Linked DNA regions of Homo sapiens: region 1 is linked to region 2. Evidence: chromatin loops called from intact Hi-C (ENCODE). Cell type or tissue: PC-3. All regions are shown on one strand. Region 1 overlaps OSBPL1A (oxysterol binding protein like 1A). Region 2 overlaps OSBPL1A (oxysterol binding protein like 1A).

Region 1 (8,000 bases), 57 kb after region 2:
CAAGACCTGCATCAGGGATGATAACAGCCATCTTGGGGTGGGGGTGGTTCCACTCCAACATTTTGAAGTTTGTTTCACTTGAGAAAAAAAATGTAAAAAATCAAAATAATTTCGTCTGTACTGGTATTATTTAAGACACAGTATTAGTTTATGATTTAGAAGTCATGAAAATCATAAAGCAATGAAGCAAAATACCTCAAGCATTTATGCACAGGATTGTGTGTTTGCAATTTAAGAGACATCAATCATAAGGCAGGGACTTACCCACCTAAAAAGAATTTTTTTTAGCAAAAGCAGACATAAACATTAAACACGGAACAGTAAGAGCTTCTATGAAGCAAAGACGGACTTCGCAGAACAAGATTTCAACTCAGTGACTACATAAAGATCTACGACCCACAAACTCATCAGTCACACTGAGAACCCCTGCGTGGGACCACTGCACTGACCCCTAGGGATGCTCCATCAGATGACAGTGCAGACCCTGTCCTCTGTGATTAGCAGCCCGACTCACCCCCTCTGTGCCCCCTCTTTGTCCTTACTCTTCTCCCTGTCTCCCTGTGCCTCCACCTCTTTCTTCCCCCTCCCCTCACCCCCCTCCTTACTCCTCCTCTATACTTTGCTCTCAAACCTCTCGCTATAATATAGTCAGGCTATCCCCACCCTTCCCCTAAAGGGCTCTAAGAAAGGTCGCTAATTACTTCCACATTGCAAAGTACAATGGTCATTTTTCAATTCTTATTTTGACTCATCCACCACATCTGATGCTGCTGAATTCATTCCTCCCTTCCTCATATCTTGCAAGGCCTGTGAAGTGAAGGAAGCATAAGATCTGGTCCCTGCGCATGGCCCAGCAGCGGGGAAGTGTTTTGTGAACAAACGAGTTCAGTAGATTTCTCTAGGTGATCACAGGAGTCTGAATGGGGGCAGCGGGCTACAAAGGAGGCATCAGTCAACTTTACAGAGTGGAGAATGTTGTATCAGGAAAGAACTGTGGCTGATGATTGAGCTGCGTTCGCTGACAAGGAGTAAGAGTGGGGATGAGGACAGTTACAATACAGGAGCTGTCCCAAGCAATAAGAACACCATGGCCAACACAGCGAGGAATGCACTGTGCAGTGAGATGGCAGTGGAAGGCACAGAACGGGCAGACATGAGACTGTGAGTCAGTCTTAAAGCTGACTACATAGGATAAATAAAAAGCAAACACAGGCTGGGCGCGGTGGCTCACACCTGTAATCCCAGCACTTGGGGAGGCTGAGGTGGGTGTATCACTTGAGGTCAGGAGTTCAAGACCAGACTGGCCAACATGATGAAACCCTATCTCTACCAAAAATACAAAAATTAGCCCGGCATAGTGGCACTCCCCTGCAATCCCAGTTACTCGGAAGGCTGAGGCAGGAAGAACTGCTTGAACCCAGGAGGTGGAGGTTGCAGTGAGCTAAGATTGAACCACTGTACTCCAGCCTGGGAGAGACAGCGAGACTCTGTCTCAAAAGAAAAAGGTAGGTAGCGGGAAGAAATATAAAATGAAGCTAGGGATGAGGTAGTCTCCCGATACATGTCATGAGGTTCTGTATACTCACTAGAGAGGAATCATAAACTCTGAGCTTTGTAGTTTCAAAGGCAAAGAAGTAAACATCAATTACATGATTTACAGTGCCTGTGAAATAAAAACTAGTTGCTTAAAAGCCAAAGCTCAGTGATTTCTAGTGCAATGAATAGAGAGATGTGGAATGTATACTGTGTGAAATAGTTTGGGCTTACTCTGTCAGTAACAGAGAACCATTCTTGAGAGATTATACCTTCAAAGCCTTGGTCACACCAATCTATCGCTAGTACAGCATCGTTTCATGTGGAGACTCATGGTTCTATAGATATTTCAGTTTAAACATGTTTAGCTCAATACCAAAGAGGGCATAGCCACTGTGGAGGTTGCTGATGAAAGTCAAAGCCTATCCATAGAAGTTATTTTCAAGTCTCCCTGTAAAACAAATCAGTGCTACATCTTGGTATCTATGAAGTGATAAATCAATCTTTTTTTTTTTTTGGCTTTTTTTTGAGACGAAGCCTCGCTCTGTCACCCAGGCTGGAGTGCAGTGGCACGATCTCGGCTCACTGCAACCTCTGCCTCCCTCACGCAAGTGATTCTTGTGCCCCAGCCTCCCAAGTACCTGGGACTATAAGCGCGCGCCACCATGCCCGGCTAATTTTTGTATTTTTAGTAGTGACAGGTTTCACCATGTTGGCCAGGCTGGTCTTGAACTCCTGGCCTCAGGTGATCCGCCCACCTCGGCCTCCCAAAGTGCTGGGATTACAGGCATGGGCCACCACGCCCCACCAATAATTCAATCATAAAATTCTGGGTTCTTCAATGTTCCCCCACATATAAACATCAAAATGTTAGTGGGTAATATATTAATGCCTTAGTAGAAAGCATGAAGGGAAGAGGTGCATCCTGCCTCCCATGTGCTGGTTGCAGTGCTCTCTTGCAGTAGGGTTAGGCCACGACACTCAGGCTTTCAGGACAAACAAGGAGAGGGAGGAGGGAGGAATGGGGAGTTGGTAGTTAATGGGGATGGAGTTTCAGTTTGGGATGACAAAAAAGTTCTGGAGAGAGATGGTGGTGATGGTTGCATAGGAAAGTAAAGGTTCTTAATCCCACTGCATTGTACACTCAAAAAGGGTCACGTTGGAAAGTTTATGTTATGTATATTTTACAATAAAAACAACAACAAACAAACAAAAACCAGGCAAACACACAAAAACCTGTCCCTAAAAGCCAATGAGCTAGCTATCATGTTGGATGCATGGACTATATTCTGGTCTGGTTAACTCTTACCTCATTGCCAGGAAAACTGGTTGATTTTTCTAGAGCCATATTTTTTTAATGCAGCAGAAGGAAGGTATTTTTACAATATACATAGCTAGACTTCAGACAATGGCAGCCTGTCGTTATTCTTTTTATTTCCCACTCCATTTTCTCCTTAATAAACATATACGTTTCTATAACAGGCAAAACCACTCAAAAATTTTAGGAAACTTCTGACCCCTGAAAAACAGCATAAAAGATTTATGAAATAGCCCTACATTATTTACTGAACTTTTGATGAGCACTTAGGAAAATCTGTGCAGCCCTGAGTAATGACGGGAAATGGAATACTCTTGATAAGCACTTATTTGTGGGTGTGTTTACTCCCATCTAGTTCCAAAAGGATTCAGGTGACTCAGTCGATGATTATATTTTATAGGGAAACCATCAAGCCACGTGCAGTGGTGTGCACCTGTAGTCACAGCTGCTCGGCAGGCTGAGGTGGAGGATCACTTAAGCCCAGGAGTTTGAGACTGGGCAACAGAGCGAGACCCTGTCTCTCAAAAACATTAAGAAGTGTCAGAATAACACCTTGAAAAACATATATTTTACAAGATAAAATGCTCTAGTTTACAGAAGCATTGAAGGTGGACAGAATCTTTACCTGATTAGTTCCTCAATTAAAACAGCAGTATTAATAGAATTAAAATGTAAAATCTCACAAAGTTTGCTTTAATGTTATGGGTCGACAATGGCCCAGATCTTTAAAGTTCTTTTTGTTTGTTTGTTTTGAAACAGACTCTTGCTCTGGCACCCAGTCTGGAGTGCAGTGGCGTGATCTCAGTTCACTGCAACCTCCGCCTCCTGGATTCAAGCAACTCTCCTGCCTCAGCCTCCCTAGTAGCTGGGATTACAGGCGCCCACCACCACGCCCAGCATTTTTGTATTTTAGTAGAGATGGGGTTTCACCATGTTGGCCAGGCTGGTCTTGAACTCCGGACCTCAAGTGATCCACCCACTTTGGCCTCAAAGTGCTAGGATTACAGGTGTAAGCCACTGCACCTGCTTTAAGATCTTTAAAGTTCTGTCCATGTTAGAACTCAGAATTATTTTAAACACATTCAGATTGAACACAGTCTCCTTTCTCATCAAAATAGCATGGAAGCCAATGAATGGCTATTGCCGGCTTATGGTGACTTTAACTTTACTCTAGAATTAAGATCCTGACCGCTATGCTCCTTTTTGTAATTGAGTGAGAGAACTTTCCAAGAGTTGATTTGTTAATTTTTCCTACTATTAAAAGGCTGAAAGAAGAGGCCATAAAGTTCACAATATAAACATGCCAACAATTCTTGTAAGTTATCCTGATAAGCACTTTTTTATCCTGACCTTTGGAAACCAGCCTGAGAACAAATAGTACACAAAGCAGCAAGATGGGGAAGAACTGTGGATAATGTCCAAGTCACCCTTCCTCCTGTTACTGAAGGTAACAGAAAACAGCCAGGAAACGCACACATGCTTAATTTAATACCTTTATTGTTTACGGTTTCCCACGTACCAGGCATGTTCTGAAAATGTCCAAAGCAACCCAAGGTACAGCTTAAAATATCAGTGCCAAATTTTTATTTAGCCTTGAGGTACAACTGCATAAACTCAGAAATAGCACAGTAAATATGAAGAACACAAAGAAAGTAAACACAACCTAACATATTTAAAGTGAATCATAAACTGAAAACCGGGATGAGTCCAGAGGGGGCTGCCAAGAGACTGCTGCAATAATTTACTAAGGAAGTGACAAAAGCTTGAAACAGATTCTTGGCAGCAAGCAACAAGAGTCGGAGACATTCTAGACAGATCCTCTCTGAATGATGTCCAAGGTCAAAATTAGCCAAATGGTAGGGTATTGCTTGTGACAGAGTTTCTTAAAAGTACCGGCTCATCCCCAAGCAACTAAATCTACTACTGTTTTCTACAATTTGTAACATCTGCACATGTAATGGAACATGAGGAGTTATACAAACCGTAGTGTGTGGGCTACTGGAAATCTTACGTGGATCTATTTTGGGCTACCAAATCCAGAGCTTCCCAATTTGTCTTGTTTCTCAACATTATTTTTAGGAAGGTCACATTATGCATTAACTCTACAAAGAAAACAATTCTAGAACTAAAGGCCAGTTGCAGAATAATCCATAGTTAGAAAACAAAGTATTTTCATGTGACTTCGATGTAATAAGTCAACATTTACTAAGTACCTACCACACATCAGGTAAAGTGCAAGTTGCTGAAGCAGTTTGGAAAGATGAATGATATGGCTGGTGCCCTCCAAGTGTTCAAGATTTAAAAGATGTACTCTTACATCTGCTGAGAAATGCTAAAACTGGTTTCAGTTTCATGATATAACTATCTATTGGTTTTGCCCATCTACGCTATCGGATTTTATGCATTATTCATGCACATTTCAACCAAAATAGCATTAAGGGGAACGCTTAGCAAGAAAGCCTTTCTAGAGCAACTGATCTCAACATGTTTCTCAAAAGGAAAATGAACACACAGTAAGAAAAGTAATGCGTTCTGAACCTACAATATTCAAAGAGCAGGAATTTTCCGTGAAACTGCTCTCAGACTAGTTACTAAAGAAAAACCACCATGAAATTAGTTATTTAACCAGTAATAAGTGTTTCAAAAACAACTCCTTAGAAGATTATGAGAGATTCCTAAAGTCATGTACCTTTAGTTTTCTCTCCTTTAACTAATTTTCATCTGCCCCCTCCCTGGTAGCAGTATCCTATCTCCAACTTTACTGTAAACCCCTTGGGAACAAATGTCATTTTCTAATATCAATACTATCTCATCCCTCCTTCCTCCTTTGCTACCCATCCCTACTCTCCCCTGCAGAATCCAAAGTGGTGAATATAGATGCATAAAATCACCATGCATTCCTGATTATCTTAGGCTCATTATTGAATAACAATATATTTTTAGGGAGGACAGAAACATCAATGACATTTCTTCAACAACCTGCATTCGACAAGCATTTAGAGAACTCTGATTCTGTGCTACGTACTTCAGGGATGTAAACAGATATGGTCCCTATTATATTTTTCTTTCTTTCTTTCTCTCTTTCTCTCTCTCTCTCTTTCTTTCTTTCAGACAGAGTCTCGCTCTGTTGCCCAGGATGGAGTGCAATGGCGCGATCTCGGCTCACTGCAACCTCCGCCTCCCAGGTTCAAGCTATTCTCCTGCCTCAGCCTCCCAAGTAGCTGGGATTACAAGCATGTGCCACCATGCCCGGATAAAGTCTTTTGTATTTTTAGTAGAGGCAGGGTTTCACAATGTTGGCCAGGCTGGTCTCAAAACTCCTGGCCTCAAGTGATCCACTCGCCTTGGCCTCCCAAAGTGCTGGAATTACAGGTGTGAGCCTCTGCGGGGTCCTATTATCTTACAAACAAAACACAAGGAGGCTATAAAAGAGATGTAAACTGAAGGAAACACAAAAAAAGAAACTAATTCTGCCCGGAGGAGTCAGGAAAGGCTACCCAGGAGAAGAGGTATTTGAGAGCCTTGGTGGACAAAGTAGCAAAAAGAAAAAACAACACTGATAGGGTAGAAATATATATGAATATATATGAAGAACCACTTTCTTCTTCTATAAAGCATTTCTATAAGCTTATTTGAAGAATACTTTATCCACAGTGGTTTCTCATGATATCTTTTTGTTTCAATGCGCATGAATGTCTAGCCCTTTTCCCAGGAAGTGTTCCCTTACAGCTATATCCGAAATTTCACTTGACATAACCATTTCATTCCTTAAACACACCCACTCCCACACCCACACACGCAATGAGGACAAAATGTGAGGCTTCATTAAATTTATCTCCTTTTAAATAAGTTTACACAATGGAATTTAATCAAATTTGTGGGGAAAAAAATCTGTGTGCTTTATGGAGTTTTATGAAATGTTTCGTCACTGAGCTTACTGGAAAAATAATTTTCTCAAGCGATCCCAGGGGGGACGCCAGGGGGCTGGAAAAATTCCTCTCTTACACTGCTGGCTCTGCACCAAGGCTTGCTTCACCCACCTTATGAGTAGATTTCCATTGATCTTGCTTATCTGAAAAAGCTTAAAGGGATATGATAAAGGGAAACAGGAAACCACATGGACTTTAGATCTAATGAAGTTATCCCTTTATTTTAAAGTAACACGAGTTAACAACTTTTTAAAAGATTAAACATTTAGTGAAAATATTTTTTAAATCTTTTAAGAAGAGTAAGTTGAAAAATCTTTTTTTTTCATACCTTCTCAATATCAGGATAGGCTTGATTTCATCTATCGTCATGATTTAGTTGTTAAAATTAAGCTTCAAATGAAGTGGAGGTTTGTATACTTTTCATTGCTCTTTACTAACTGTGCATCCAACTGCCTGACATCACTACTGCATCTGAGGCCTGGAGGAGGCACTGGTATAGTAAGTGGAGGGAACAAGGGGACAAAGTGAGTGTGAAGAGGCAGTAGGGTCTGGATCATGTCGAGAGCCTTGAAGGTCCGTGAAGGCATCTGAGTTTCATTTTAAGTGCAATGAGAAACCACTGAAAAATTCTAGGTGAGGGAATGCGATGATGTGATTGTCAACAAAGGATCACCATGGATGGTGTGTACGGGATGAACGTCAGCAGGCCAAGGCTGGAAGCACCAAGATCAGTTAAGAGGCTAGAGGAAAGTAGGTGCAGTGCGGGTCACCATAATGAGAGCTAATATCTGCTAGCCCCTTAGTGTGCCTGGCACTGTTTTAAGTACATTACAAATATGTATTAGTTAATTCTTTGCAATGATCCTATGACCCATTTGCAGATGAAGAAATGAGGCAGAGGAAAGTGAAGTAACTTTCCCAAGAGTAGGGGAATGGTAGAGCTTTGACTAAGCAAGAGCCTTCAGCTTGAGTACCTATACTTTTAACTGCTACCCTCCATTAGTAAAACACAGATGAATTCAAGATATGATTTGAAGGCAGAATGGCCAGGCCTCGATTCTATGTCTCATGGAAATGTCACGAATCACTCCTAGTTTCTGGCTTTAGGAGATGAAGAGGTGCCATTTACAAAAATGAGGCCAATTCCAGGAGAAATAGTATCTGGGAGGAAGAGCAAGCATTTGTTTTTTATACATAAAGCTGACAGCTGAATATGTAAG
Region 2 (8,000 bases):
TGTCCACCACCATGCCTGGCTAATTTTTTTGTATTTTTAGTAGAGATGGGGTTTTACTATGTTGGCCAGGCTGGTCTTGAACCTGACCTCGTGATCTGCCCACCTCAGCCTCCCAAAGTGCTGGGATTATAGGTGTGAGCCACTGTGCCCAGCCGACAATGTATTTTAATACCGACATTTTATCTAGTGAACAAAATCTATACTATTCAACATTTAAAAGAGAAATTTTACCTTTTATCTTGAATGTAGCCTTCAACTTTGTGTAATTCCTTACCAAAAAGGCCACATGGCTTAAAATTCAACACACATTTGTCCCCAGTCCTATAAAGAAAATACTAAGTTCAGATTATCATTTATTAGCAAAGCAGCAGTAGAGAAAAATAACTGTGATCACTTTTCTAGCAGCAGCTACTGTTTATGGATTTTCTCTGTGTGCCAGGCTCCATACTAAAGTGATAATGATTAATCCTCAATTGGTAATCTTCCCACCATAAAGAAAAGGTATGTGAGGGGCAGAAAGAATACATGACTTGCCTAAGGTCACAAAGTAGAATGGGAGCCCAGCTCTTTCTAGTAACTCCTATGCCCTGTCTCCCTGGCCCCCACTAAACAAAGGAAGCAAAATGAGCTGAGATTGGAATTAAGGTTCACAGAAGCTGGGTAAGCTGGGTTCACCCAGTCTTCCTTAATCAGAGACTTTAATGAACCCTCTTTATTAAATAAATGGGCTTCTAGTCATTCAAGAGTTAGTTATATTGCCTGATCCTTTTTTTTTTTTTTTGAGATGGAGTCTTGCTCTGTCATCCAGGCTAAAGTGCAGTGGCGCTATCTCGGCTCACTGCAACCTCCGCCTCCTGGGTTCAAGCAATTCTCCTGCCTCAGCCTCCTGAGTAGCTGGGATTACAGGCACCCGCCACCGTGCCCGGCTAATTTTTGTATTTTTAGTAGAGACGGGGTTTCACCATCTTGGCCAGGCTGGTCTCGAACTCCTGACCTCGTGATCCACCCGCCTCGGCCTCCCAAAGTGCTAGGATTACAGGCGTGAGCCACCGCGCCCAGATATATTGCATGATTCTTAAATTTTCATCAGCCTGTTCTAGAGCTTTTCTTTAAAAACAAACAAAACAAAAAAACTGATGTCCACTAAAACTGCTTGATGAAAACTGAAGGAATGGACGAAGTACCCAAGGTGCCTTACTTGTGGTTTATAATTTCCACATTGCCATACTGTTCGATCCACAGTTTACCCACAATGATATTATGCACACAGCAGGTGGGATTTGTCCATGTATATGCCTCATTGTGTCTAAAAAACAAAACCAAACCCAGAAGCATAAGTGAGAGGTATCACTTTGTTTAAAAAGTACACTTGTTCCAAATGCCATTACTCAGAATAACAAACCAGGCTGCTTGAGATAACTACGTTCTAAGCCTTTAAAAATTCTATTGATGTTAACTCACCATAAAATTGGGATCATTTGCCCATTCTTGTTTCTTAAAAGGGAGTAACAGCTTAAGAAAAAATTCTATACTTCCACCAAACTCCAAATAAACTACGTACATAATCATTTTAAGCATTCAAAAGTGTCATGAAACATTAAAAAAAGCTAAAGTAGAGACACAAAATAAAAAGTCTATTTAGCACTTTCTAGAGAAAGTACCCTCCAGCTCACCAAAGGAAAAAAACTCATCTATGTGAATAAACTCTGATTTTATAATCCTATATATCCAGAGGAATAGAAATCATTCTACCATAAAGATACATGCACGGGAATGTTCACTGCAGCACTGTTCACAACAGCAAAGACATGGAATCAACCTAAATGCCCATCAATGATAGATTGGATAAAGCAAACGTGGCACACATACACCATGGAATACTATGAAGCCATAAAAAAGAACAAGATCATGTCTTTTCTGGGAATATGGAGGAGCTGGAGTCCATTATTCTTAGCAAACTAACGCAGGAACAGAAAACCAAATACCACATGTTCTCATTTATAAGTGGGAGCTGAATGATGTGAACTCATGAACACAAAGAAGGGATGAATAGACACTGGGGCCTACCTCAGGATGGAGGTTTGGAGGAGGGAGAGGATCAGAAAAAATAAGTATTGGGTACTACGCTTAGTACCTGGGTGACGAAACAAACCCGCATGACAACAGTTTACCAACAGAACAAACCTGCACATGTACCCCCAAACCTAAAATAAAAGTTAAAAAAAAAGTTTTATTTTACTTTTTATTTTTTTTGAGACAGAGTCTCGCTGTGTCACCCAGGCTGGAATGCAGTGGCGTGATCTCGGCTCATTGCAACCTTCACCTCCCGGGTTCAAGTGATTCTCGGGCCTCAGCCTCCCGAGGAGCTGGGACTACAGGCACGTGCCACCATGCCCGGCTAATTTTTGTATTTTTAGTAGAGATGGGTTTTTGCCATATTGGCCAGGCTGGTCTCGAACTCCTGACCTCAGGTGATCCACCCGCCTTGGCCTCCCAAAGTGCTGGGATTACAGGCGTGAGCCACCGCTGCACCTTCATATATTTGTCCTTAGATATGTGTCTTTTAATTTACATAAGGTAAAATTCATTTTTGTTGGTACTCAGGTTTATGCTTGCACAGATCTGTGTAACCACCACCAACACAATCAGGATCCTAAACAACTCCTCCACCCACAAACACTTTGTTCATACTTCTCCTGGTAGTCAAACCTTTCTCCACTCCTAATCCCTGGATCTCCAACTCACTCCTTATCCCCAACAACTGATCTGTTCTCCATTGCAATAGTTTTTCCTTTTCCAGACGTCATATAAATGTAGATTACCTTTTGAGATTAGCATCTTCAATTTGTATAATGCACCTGAAATTCATCTGTGTTGTTCTACGTATCAGTCTTTGTGCTGAGTAGGATTCCGCTGTATGGATATGCCACAGTTTGTGTGACCATTCACCCACTGAAGGGCATGTGGGCTGTTTTCAGTTTTTGGTGATGATGAATAATGCTACTGTAAACATTTGTATACAGGTTTTGGGATGAACGTAAGTTTCCATTTCTCTAAGGCAAATACCTAGGTGTGATATTGCTGAGTCATGTGGTAAACATAAGGTTAACTGGATGAGAAACTGCCAAACTGTTCTCCAGGGTGGCTCTACCATTTTACATTCCAACACCAACAATACACAGGTTGAGCATTCCAAATTCAAAACTTGGACATCTGAAATGCTCCAAAGTCTGAAACTTTTTGAGCACTGACATGACACTCAAAGGAAATGGTCACTGGAGTATTTCAGATTTTGGAATTTTGGATTTGAGATGCTAAACCAGTAGGTATATTGCAAATATTACAAAATCTGAAAATATTCAAAATCCAAAACACTTTTGGTATATTTTAAAAAACGGATACTCAACCTGTATGAGATTTCTAGCTCCTCCACATCCTTGTCAGCACTTGGTATTGTCAATGTTTACAATTATTTTGATTTTAGACATTGTAATAGGTATAAATATAAATTGTAATAGGTATAAATAGGATAGCTCATTGTGGTTTTAACTCTGCAGTTCTCTAATAACTGATGCTGTTGAACATCTTTTTAAATTTTTATTTATTTTTTTTTAGAGATGAGGTCTTATTCTACTACCTAGGATGGAGTGCAGTGGTGGATCATAGCTCACTGCAGCCTCGAACTCCTCGGCTCAAGTGACCCTCCTGCCTTAGCTTCCCTAGTAGCTATGACTACAGGCATGTGTCCCCATGCCTGGCTAAATTTATTTTACTTTATTTTTTTAGAGACGGATTTTCACTATGTTGCCTAGGCTGGTCTTGAACTCTTGGCCTCAAGCAATCCTCCTGCCTCAGCCTCCTAAGTAACTGGAATTATAGGTGTGAGCCACTGCAATCAGCTGACTTCATGTGCTTATTTGCCATGTGTATGTATATATATATATATATATATATATATACACATATATATATATATATGAAGTATCTATTCATTTTTTATTGTTCTTTTTTGTTGTTGTTGTTCCAGAGACAGGGTTTCACTCTGTTGCCCAGGCTGGAATACAATGGCGCAATCATGGCTCACTGCAGCCTCGAACTCCTGGGCTTGAGAGATCCTCCCACCTGAGCCTCCCAAGCAACTGGGACTATAGGTGCATGTCACCAAACCTGGCTATTTTTAAAATCTTTTACTAGAGACAAGGATCCCACTATGTTGCCCAGGCTGGTCTCTAACTCCTGGGCTCAAGTGATCCTCCCACTTCAGCCTCCCAAAGTGCTGGGATTACAGGCATGAGTCACTGCGCCTGACCTTATCATTTCTTACTGTTGAGTTTTAAGAATTCTTTATATATTGTGGCTACAAGTCCTTTGTTGGCTATATGATTTGCAAATAATTTTTACTATTCTATAGTTTATCTTTTCATTCTCTGAACAGTATCTTTCGATATAAGGTTTTTAATTTAATAACATCTAATTTATCACTTTTTGTCTTTTATGGGTTATAATTTTGGTATCATATCCATAAGAGTTCTTTGCCTAATCCAAAGTTGTAAGAGTTTCTCCTATGTTTTCTTCCAAAACCCTTAGTTTTACATTTTACGTAAATGATCTATTTTGAGCTGATTTTTGTAAAAGGCGTGAGGTCTAGTTTGAGGTTCATTTTTTAACATATAGATGTCCAACTGTCTCCATAGCACAGATGGTTGTCTGTGGAAAGGACTATTCTTCTTAGCTGTATTGCCTTTGCAGCTTTGTCAAAAATCAACTGACCACATTTCTGCGGGTCAATTTCTGGATTCCCTTCCCCGTCGCATTAATCTATACTTTGTCTATAGTTTGGCCACCACCACACTGTCTTGATTACAACAGCTTTAGCATTAAGCCTTAAAATTGGGTAGTGGGAGTCCATCAATTCTGTTCTTCCTTTTCAAAATTATTTTGGCTGTTCTGTCATTTGCCTTTCCATACAAACTTAGAATTCGTAAGTTAGAATCAACTTCTCTGTATCTATTAAAAATCATCTTGGGATTTTGATTTGGACTGTGCTCATACAGACTGCTTATAGATCAGTGAGGGGTGAACTGACATCTTAACTATAATTGAGGCTTCCAAATATATCGAGACAGTGTGTCTCTGCATTACTGAGGTAATTCTTGATTACTTTCAACAGTATCTTGTAGTTTTCAACATACACATCCTTTACATATTTTGACATTTGCATTCTGCCATTGAGCCTATCCCAGTTATTATATTCTATTACTATATTTTTAGTACTAAAATTTCCAAAAATACTTCTATTTTTTTTTTTTGGCTAAAATGTCTTTTTCTATTTTAGTTTGTTGAGATTTTCCTGTTGCTTGGTATGCTGAATGATTTTGGATTGTATTCTGCACACCTGAATATTGTAAGACTCTGTCCTCTTAACCTCTTCTGGAGAATACTGATAAAAATTTTTTTTAGTAGGCAATTAACAGAGTTTCAGGCCAGAAGTCCTGACTCTCCTCCTGTGAGCTTTCATTCCAGTGTCAGTTTAATTTTCAAAGCCTCTGTAGTGCTGCTCAGATCCACCCCTCAATAGCCATCCAGGGACCTGGCTCTCAGGCCACACAGCATTTCAGATCCTGAGGCCCTTGTGTACCCTTCTGGGTCATTTCAATGCATGTGTGTAGGGATGAGCGTAGGAACTCATAATGCAGCTTCAGGGGACCCCTTTCTTGAGCTCCCTCCTCTTTGTGGTTTCCCCAACACTCTTAGACACCAGGGGGCGCTTTCTCTCCCCTCCGGCTGGCAAGCTGGGGTTTGAGCCTCTCTGCTCTGTCTTGTATCTCCCACAACTAGGTCTTCTTCTGGGGCAAAGGGGTAAAAGAAAAGAAAGAAAAACAAGTAACAGGAATTCTCTCACACTCTTTGAACCCCAGGGGTTCCTTTACTCAGTTTCTCTGGCCAAAGAGAAGGACTCTGAGGTACGTGTGTGATTGCCACAGCCACCATCGCAGCAGGAGTGTAGCTACAGACCCTAGTGCTTGCTTTGGGGCAAGGCTGTGAGACAAAATTAAAACAGGATTTCCCCTATTCTCTACTTCCTGCAAGGGTATCTTTCTAGGTCCTTTAATTAGAAAGAAAGAATTACTCTCAGAACTTTTTCGGTCGGCCTCTAATCCCCAGTTCTGCAATTTGCTGCTCTGATTCTGAGCCAGATTTGGGAGAAATATATAAAACCAGTAAACTCACTGCCATATTGGTGTTCAGGTTTTGATTTCTCTCCCCAGTCTGCCTGCTACTATCTACTTTTCAGAGTCTTTGGGTTGTTGCTTTGTCTTCTGTCCGGGGTATCTAGTTGTAATCAGTGTTAAAGAGATAGGGTATCGTATGCTTATTCTCTCCTAACTGGAATTAATTGTGGATTTAAAGCTAATCTTACAAAAGAAGAGAACTCCCAATTTATCTAACGCCTAACATGTGCCACACAATTGTCATTTCATTATTTCTCAGAGTGAATTCATTTTGAAAGATCTGTAAACAAAACATTGGCACAAGGATATAAAAAAGCATGTTTCATAAGAACTGTCATGAAGCAATTAACTCCATCGATCTTAAAATAGATCCAAACACCAGAGTCAAAAATCAAGTTAAACTATTTACACATACCCAGATTAATTAGCAATGGCTACTGCCATGTTTCTCAAATTCTTTTACATAGACGTAGACAGTTTGCACTGTATGAAAGCTGTTTCTTTTTCTCCAGCTTTTGAACAGTAAGGTCAGCTGAGTGTGCATGTCTACACTTACAGGCAGGTCTACATGAAAAGAGTGTAATGGCTTGATCAGAACTCACTCAAGGAGCTCCAAGGTGATGGTTCCTTTGGGTTCTGCTTCTACACTCTTCCCCCAGAATTTCAGTTTGGGATAGATAGAGCCATGAAAGATGAAGTCATTGTTTAATCCTTCAGCATGAAATGCACTGATTGGTGGGTGATGGCTGACCTGTTCGGAGATGAGTCTAAATCCAAGGTCATCTCTTAAGATTTAAAAAAAAAAAAAAAGAAAAAAAAAAGCAACATTATAATTAACTCTATCATTAAACATGTACATAATTGCCCTTTCAAAGTAAACAATTCTTTTGTTGTTGTTGTTGAGACAAAATCTTGCTCTGTCGCTCAGGCTGGAGCAGTGGCGTGATCTTGGCTCACTGCAACCCCTGCCTCCCAGGTTCAAGCACTTCTCCTCCCTCAGCCTCTCGACTAATTGGGATTACAGGCATGCACCACCACACCTGGCTAATTTTTGTATTTTTAGTAGAGACGGGGGTTTCATCATGTTGGCCAGGTTGGTTTCGAACTCCTGACCTCGTGATCAACCCACCTCAGCCTCCCAAAGTGCTGGGATTACAGGCATGAGCCACCATGCCCGGCCAACAATTCTTTATTCTCATTGCAATGAAACAACTTCATATATGAGAAATTATACAAATGCAACCCAAACCACCAAATCCAATGTTGTAATGCTAGCTACTTGAACAAATTAAAACAAAGAACACCCAGATGAATTTGAATGATTTGCATGAAAAAATATTAGTCATGTAAATTTAAAACACATCATTCCTTTTACATTAGAGAAATCTAGTGTGTCCACTTTCAAACATCTAGGGAATAAATGAGATCAAAACTTGTGCAGAGAAGAGGAGGAACGCATAGAAAAACTAAAGCCAAATAAAGTCCCTTAATCATATATAAACAAGACACAGGCTAGCTCAAGCAAACAGAACTGCACTTACAGATGCAGTCATTGGCTTCATGCAAACAATATATACTTATGCTAATATATTTTATTTATATTTTTTAATAAAGAGATATTTTTATAAGAGGGCCTCACTGTTGCCCAGGCTGGAGCGCAGTGGCTAATGATGGGTGCAAGCCCACCACTGACCAGCACAGGAGTTTTGACCTGCGTCCATTTCTGACCTCCCTCTCCTGGGAGGTCACCATATTCATGCCAAACTT

Evidence for each region. Peaks named below come from ENCODE experiments on the same cell type or tissue, not always from the same donor. Only the 100,000 strongest peaks of a DNase experiment are listed, where the experiment ranks them.
Region 1: it touches region 2 in a loop (2.6-fold over the local background); 5 of 110 quality-filtered maps call a loop at or near these places.

The regions. Positions count from the first base shown.
Region 1 is chr18:24,227,708-24,235,707 of GRCh38, forward strand. The region is part of intron 16 of OSBPL1A (oxysterol binding protein like 1A); the gene reads right to left. Among named protein-coding and RNA genes, the nearest start is that of MIR320C2, 90 kb to the right of the region's middle. RefSeq lists an enhancer at 5,922-6,531. In PC-3, no CTCF peak of the experiment used is centred here; DNase peaks (open chromatin) are centred at 754, 1,144, 3,214 and 4,524; H3K4me3 peaks cover 753 bases; H3K27ac peaks cover 4,657 bases.
Region 2 is chr18:24,171,178-24,179,177 of GRCh38, forward strand. OSBPL1A (oxysterol binding protein like 1A) reads right to left here. Exons shown (of 28, transcript NM_080597.4): 21 at 6,836-7,018; 22 at 1,199-1,306; 23 at 232-321. Among named protein-coding and RNA genes, the nearest start is that of CABYR, 36 kb to the left of the region's middle. In PC-3, a CTCF peak has its summit at 5,755 (motif pointing right); a DNase peak (open chromatin) is centred at 3,034; H3K27ac peaks cover 960 bases.